Linked DNA regions of Homo sapiens: region 2 is linked to region 1. The links are chromatin loops, found by intact Hi-C in ENCODE. Cell type or tissue: heart left ventricle. All regions are shown on one strand.

Region 1 (2,500 bases):
ACAATCACACAGGCTCTTTATCCCAACCTTTCCATGGAGCTCAGGCTGTCAGCCACCTCTTCAGAAGTCGGAATGCCTGGAGAGCCCTTAGTCCACGTGTCAGCTGCGCCTCCGTCTTCTGCCTCCACTTTGTCCTCCACCATTTGACCAGGCAGTGCTGGGAAGCAAGGAGGGGACCAGGCTGGAGCCTTAAGTCCTGGCGCAGCTGTCGACCGTCAGTGCGGCCACTGCAAAGCGATGTAAATGTCCCAGAGTGGGGCAGCTGGTCGGTAAGACGATGTCACAGACGCCTGGGAAGAGGAATGCACTGGATAAAACGCTGCGTCACTGAACTCTTATTCACAGCCCTGAGCATCCGCCTTTGATTATATTCATAGCCTTGAGGAAGAGCTAGAGATGAGGCATCTTTCCTCACGGAACAGCCGACACAGATATTACAGCCTGGCTTTGGGCTTCAGGAGACGGGCTCAGAGACATCAAGTGCTCTGCCCAAGATCACACAGCAGTGAGTGGCTGAGCAGAGGCCAGACCCCTCCCGCAGCCACTTTGTAATGGCGGCTACAATCACCGAGACGGGCTGAATTTCAAAGCCTCTATTTAAACAATGATGAGCTACAAAATGCATTCTTACTTCTTAGGTTAACACTTTACTCATAAATTAGGAGATTAAAAAGTCGATATAAAATGTATAAAAAATCTTCACCAGATGACTTCCACCGTGTCAGGAAGCTGCTATTTCTGTTACGTTTTACTGTTCTCTTCCCCAAATCCCTGGCGTGTTGCCTGGAAATTCGCGATTTTCTGTAACTCTTCTTCTAGCTCCGAGGATTTCGTTTGAAATTCCTGCCGCAGTCGGAAACATTTTGGAAGACCGCATTTGAGCATTTGATGCAGAAAAAACACACTCCCGGTTACCAGCAAGATCGCTGTGGGGAATGAGGCACTCGAGAAAATCTACATTTGGCTCTGAATTTTCTCAACTTCTTTCCTTCCTCTAGGGAAACAGAAGCGCGGAAAGGCGCCCTCTCCTTCCCTCAGTCTGAGGCTCTTGCCCGCCAGGCCCTTCCCGACTCCGCCCAGGCCACGGGCTGCCCCACCCACACCGGCCGCCTGAGGGGAAGCGGCGGCACCGCCCGCGCGGGTCCGGCCCTGAGGCGGCCTGGTGCTGCCCCCTGCCGTCCAGCGGGAATCGCAACCGATTTCAGAGACGAAATCTAAGAGTAACTGTCAGATGATTAGGAGGGTTCTCCCAGTTCTACAAATGAGTCTATTTGATCGTGGTCCACAATCTTTGCCTGACTGAAAAAGGCGGTTTTCAGAATGCGGAGGAGCTCGTTCCACCCTGCACGAGCAAGAGAACGTTGGAGGCTGCAAGGTGCCCTGCAAAGCCCTTCAGAAAGTCCTGGTGAAATCCCAGTGCCAGAGACGACTCCGAGCGAGATACTGCTTTGGACTTCCGTGTTCCAATCCTCAAAGTAGATTTCACTTGCAGGATTTTGAGAGGTTTAAAAAATACCTGGCAGGCATGTAAAAATGGCAGCAGTAAAAGAGGGTATGGAATTTTTATTTGTAGATTTCAATATATGAACTTTTTCAAGATTACATGAATAAGATCAATAGAGAGATTCACTTTAGCATACTGAGTCTGTTTTTAAATGAACCTTAATTTAGCATTATACATATGTCAGGATTGCATTATTTTATATATTAAAACTAATCCAAGATTAATGGGAAAATAGAGAATCTAAATTTATCCAATTATTTCAATAGTAGTACTTAATAAAGCTCCGGCTGTAGAGATTTATTGATTCGGCAAACAGAGATGGTCTCATCTCCACAGCACAAGAAACCCTGTGCATCACAAATGAGTTTCACGGGTTTAAAGTAAAATTTCTAGTAGCTGTTTTTTAAAAGTGTAAAATTAATTAATTAAGATTGTTTTATCTTGTATCTTACTTTGCAACCAGTAACATTGTGGCTTCAGAGCCACAAGTCCTAAATTTGAATCCAAGGCTGGCCTCTAGGCAAACACCTCTCAGATGCTAGATGGTGCCTTTGAAATAAGCACGTGTTATATAACCCAGTGTGCACAGAGGCCTCATGCCCACAAACTGTTGCTACCTGGGAATGTCAGATAGTCCTGCCTGCCACTGTCACCCCTGAACTGTATGACTTGTTTCTTCTCCTATGGCCTTGACTCTTGGTTCTTGACTCTGGTATTCACTTGGCCCTGGTGTCATCCATACTAACATGTTGTATATAAGATGCATGTGTACAGTGAGTTTTTATTTTTCTAATTACAAAATGAATAGATGTTCATTAAAAAATTACACCTTGCTGAAATCTGAACTAGACCAGATTAGCCTTGCAAGGCTCTGAAAACCAAATTGTTACTGGAATTACAGTTCACAAAAATAGGCCAGGTCCTATACACTGAACCTAAACAAAGCTACTGTCTGTTAAAAATCAGAAACTTAAATAGGATCAAGAATCTTGGCAT
Region 2 (2,500 bases), 1.1 Mb before region 1:
CGGAGGCCAGGGGGCTGTGCCAACCTGGAAAAAGTACACATGTAGAAAGTACATGAAGAACGTGATTACCTACAACAGCCCCAGCCAAGCACAGCTGTTCACATTGGGCCCATTTTCTAGGAGTGTGTCTAAGTGGGTGTGAATGGCTGTGTTCAGACTGCATACTCTTTGTATTGTCCCATTTGTCAATGAAAAGTAAGTCCTTCACTTTGGACTGGAAGTCCAACTTTTTTTTTTTTTTTTTTTTTTTGAGGCAGAGTCTTGCTCTGTTGCCCAGGTTGGAGGGCGGTGGTGCAGTCTCGGCTCACGGCAACCTCCACCTCCCAGGTTCAAGTAATTGATTTTCCTGCCTCGGCCTCCAGAGTAGCTGGGATTAGGGGCACCCACCACCATGCCTGGCTAATTTTTTTTGTACTTTTAGTAGAGATGGGGTTTCACAATGTCGGCCAAGCTCGTCTTAAACTTCTGACCTCAAGTGATCCATCTGCCTTGGCCTCCCAAAGTACTGGGATTACAGGCGTGAGCCACCACGCCCGGCCTAGAAGTCCAACTTTTTACCCTTTTGTCCAGACAAGACCTAGTCTTTTTTAGGGGGAGGTTCTGATTAGTGAGTGTAGATTTGCACTTGGTACTGAGGCCTGGTCATGTTTTTAAAGTGTTTCATTGATAAGCTACGGGTGCATGAAAATGTCTTATAATCACACCAGTGTTTGCACCTTAATGTTGTCGTGGGGTGAAACAAGGCTCTATCCATTCACGCTTGGACCACAAGGTCACCTGTGCTTGTTCCCTGCAACTTTGATGTGGGGCTGGTAGGAGACCTCCTGCTATGGGACAGGGGCCAATTCGGGGAGTGTCGAGGTCCCCCTCCGCCAGAGGGAAGCTGCAGCCCCAGTGAGGGGTCAGGAAACCCCGAGTGCTCGGGAACAAGGCTCCAGGGAGTCACTGTCCCAAGCTGGGGAGTTTTCTAAAGGTGTTCGTTGTTGTGGATGGAAGCGACGTTGCTGCCGGACTGGGACGCAGGTGCCAGGGGATACAAGCGAGTTCCGGCTTCACCCACTTTCTTGGTGCCTGTTAGGGAGGCGGGAGCTGTGAGTGTCCTGGAACCCTGCATTTCTTCTCTTGGCTTCCTTTTTATTCTAGAGCTCATGGTCTCTGATGGAGGCTGATTAAATCCCTGGATCTGGTATTTCTAAAGAGTGAGGTTTCTTGTCTTGCCACCAGATGTCAGTAAAATCCCTCTTAAAATAAATGTGCTGCTGGGCAGGTGGATCCAGAGAAGGGAGTCCTGTCTAGGATTTGAGGCTTGGCTGAGGTGCCGGAGAAGGCTGTGGTCCTGTGTGCTGATATGGGCAGCTCTGGTCCCCAGGCTCCTTGGGGAGGCCTGACTCTGAAAGCTCCCCCAACTTGCCTGCCTTGCAATCCCAACTCTGCTGGCACCCTCGCTTGTGCAGGAGGCCACTGCAGTGCAGGCGTGGGACGCGGAGCTGCTGCTGAGGGACCGGGGAGGGGCCCCACGCTGGGGTCTCAGCACTCAGGTTCCTCTGCTTCCGGCAACACCTCGGGCTCCATCTGTGCAGGATTTGTTGCAGGAACAGGGGAGGCTTTACAGGGCTTTGTTCAGCGTGGTTCTGCCTGAGGGCGATGACATTTTTATTTATTTTAATTTATTTTTTTGACACGGAGTCTCGCTCTGTTGCACAGGCTGGAGTACAGTGGTGCGATCTCAGCTCACTGCAACCTCCGCCTCCCGGGTTCAAGTGATTTTCCTGCCTCAGCCTCCTGAGTAGCTGGAGGCTACTCAGACGTGCGCCACCACGCCCAGCTAATTTTTGTATTTTTAATAGAGACAGGGTTTCACCATGTTGGTCAGGCTGGTCTCGAACTCCTGACCTTGTGATCCGCCCGCCTCAGCATCTCAAAGTGCTGGGATTACAGGTGTGAGCCACCACTCCCAGCCAACATTTGTTAATATAACTGCAGAGCCACATCGCGTCCACACCAGGGATGCTGTCGGGGTGACTCTCCATAGGCTGGAGAGGACCCCAGGAGACAGGGGAGGGATGGTGCTGACGGAGGTAGCAGAGGGCCCCGGGTGCAATCCCTATAATTCCCATGCTTTGCCACTTTACCTTAGAAATAGGGACCATCTCTGGATTGTATTTATTGCTCATGAAACAGTTTCACGCCTCTTTTCCACTTGTTCCAGCAGAAGCGTGTGGGTGGCACTGATTCCATTAACGTGTTGTCATCTTATTTACTGGGTTGATACTGATTCCAGAAGCTCTGGGCTGAGAGTGGCCCAGGGTGGGCCTAGCTGTCCTGCTGGGGGCTGGGAGGGCGGCGAGGTGACTGGATGTGCAGGCTTTAGGTAGAGCTGCACTTAAGTCCCAGCCACACTCGTGATTCCTGGATCACCCTGGGAAGTGTCCTGATCGTCCATCTTGCTCCTGTATCTCTAGAATGGCAGCAGTAATGCCTCTGCCATCAATATTTTGAA

What was found. Hi-C counts contacts between places; a loop is a spot of excess contacts. Peaks named below come from ENCODE experiments on the same cell type or tissue, not always from the same donor. Only the 100,000 strongest peaks of a DNase experiment are listed, where the experiment ranks them.
Region 2: it touches region 1 in a loop (28-fold over the local background); 61 of 110 quality-filtered maps call a loop at or near these places.

Annotation. Positions count from the first base shown.
Region 1 is chr13:112,605,402-112,607,901 of GRCh38, forward strand. It overlaps a transcript of TUBGCP3 not described here. Among named protein-coding and RNA genes, the nearest start is that of TUBGCP3, 18 kb to the left of the region's middle. RefSeq lists silencers at 974-1,023, 1,054-1,283. In heart left ventricle, a CTCF peak has its summit at 1,186 (motif pointing left); a DNase peak (open chromatin) is centred at 1,110; H3K4me3 peaks cover 1,274 bases; H3K27ac peaks cover 468 bases.
Region 2 is chr13:111,473,406-111,475,905 of GRCh38, forward strand. No RefSeq gene overlaps it. Among named protein-coding and RNA genes, the nearest start is that of LINC02337, 120 kb to the right of the region's middle. RefSeq lists an enhancer at 1,461-1,961. In heart left ventricle, a CTCF peak has its summit at 1,224 (motif pointing right); no DNase peak of the experiment used is centred here.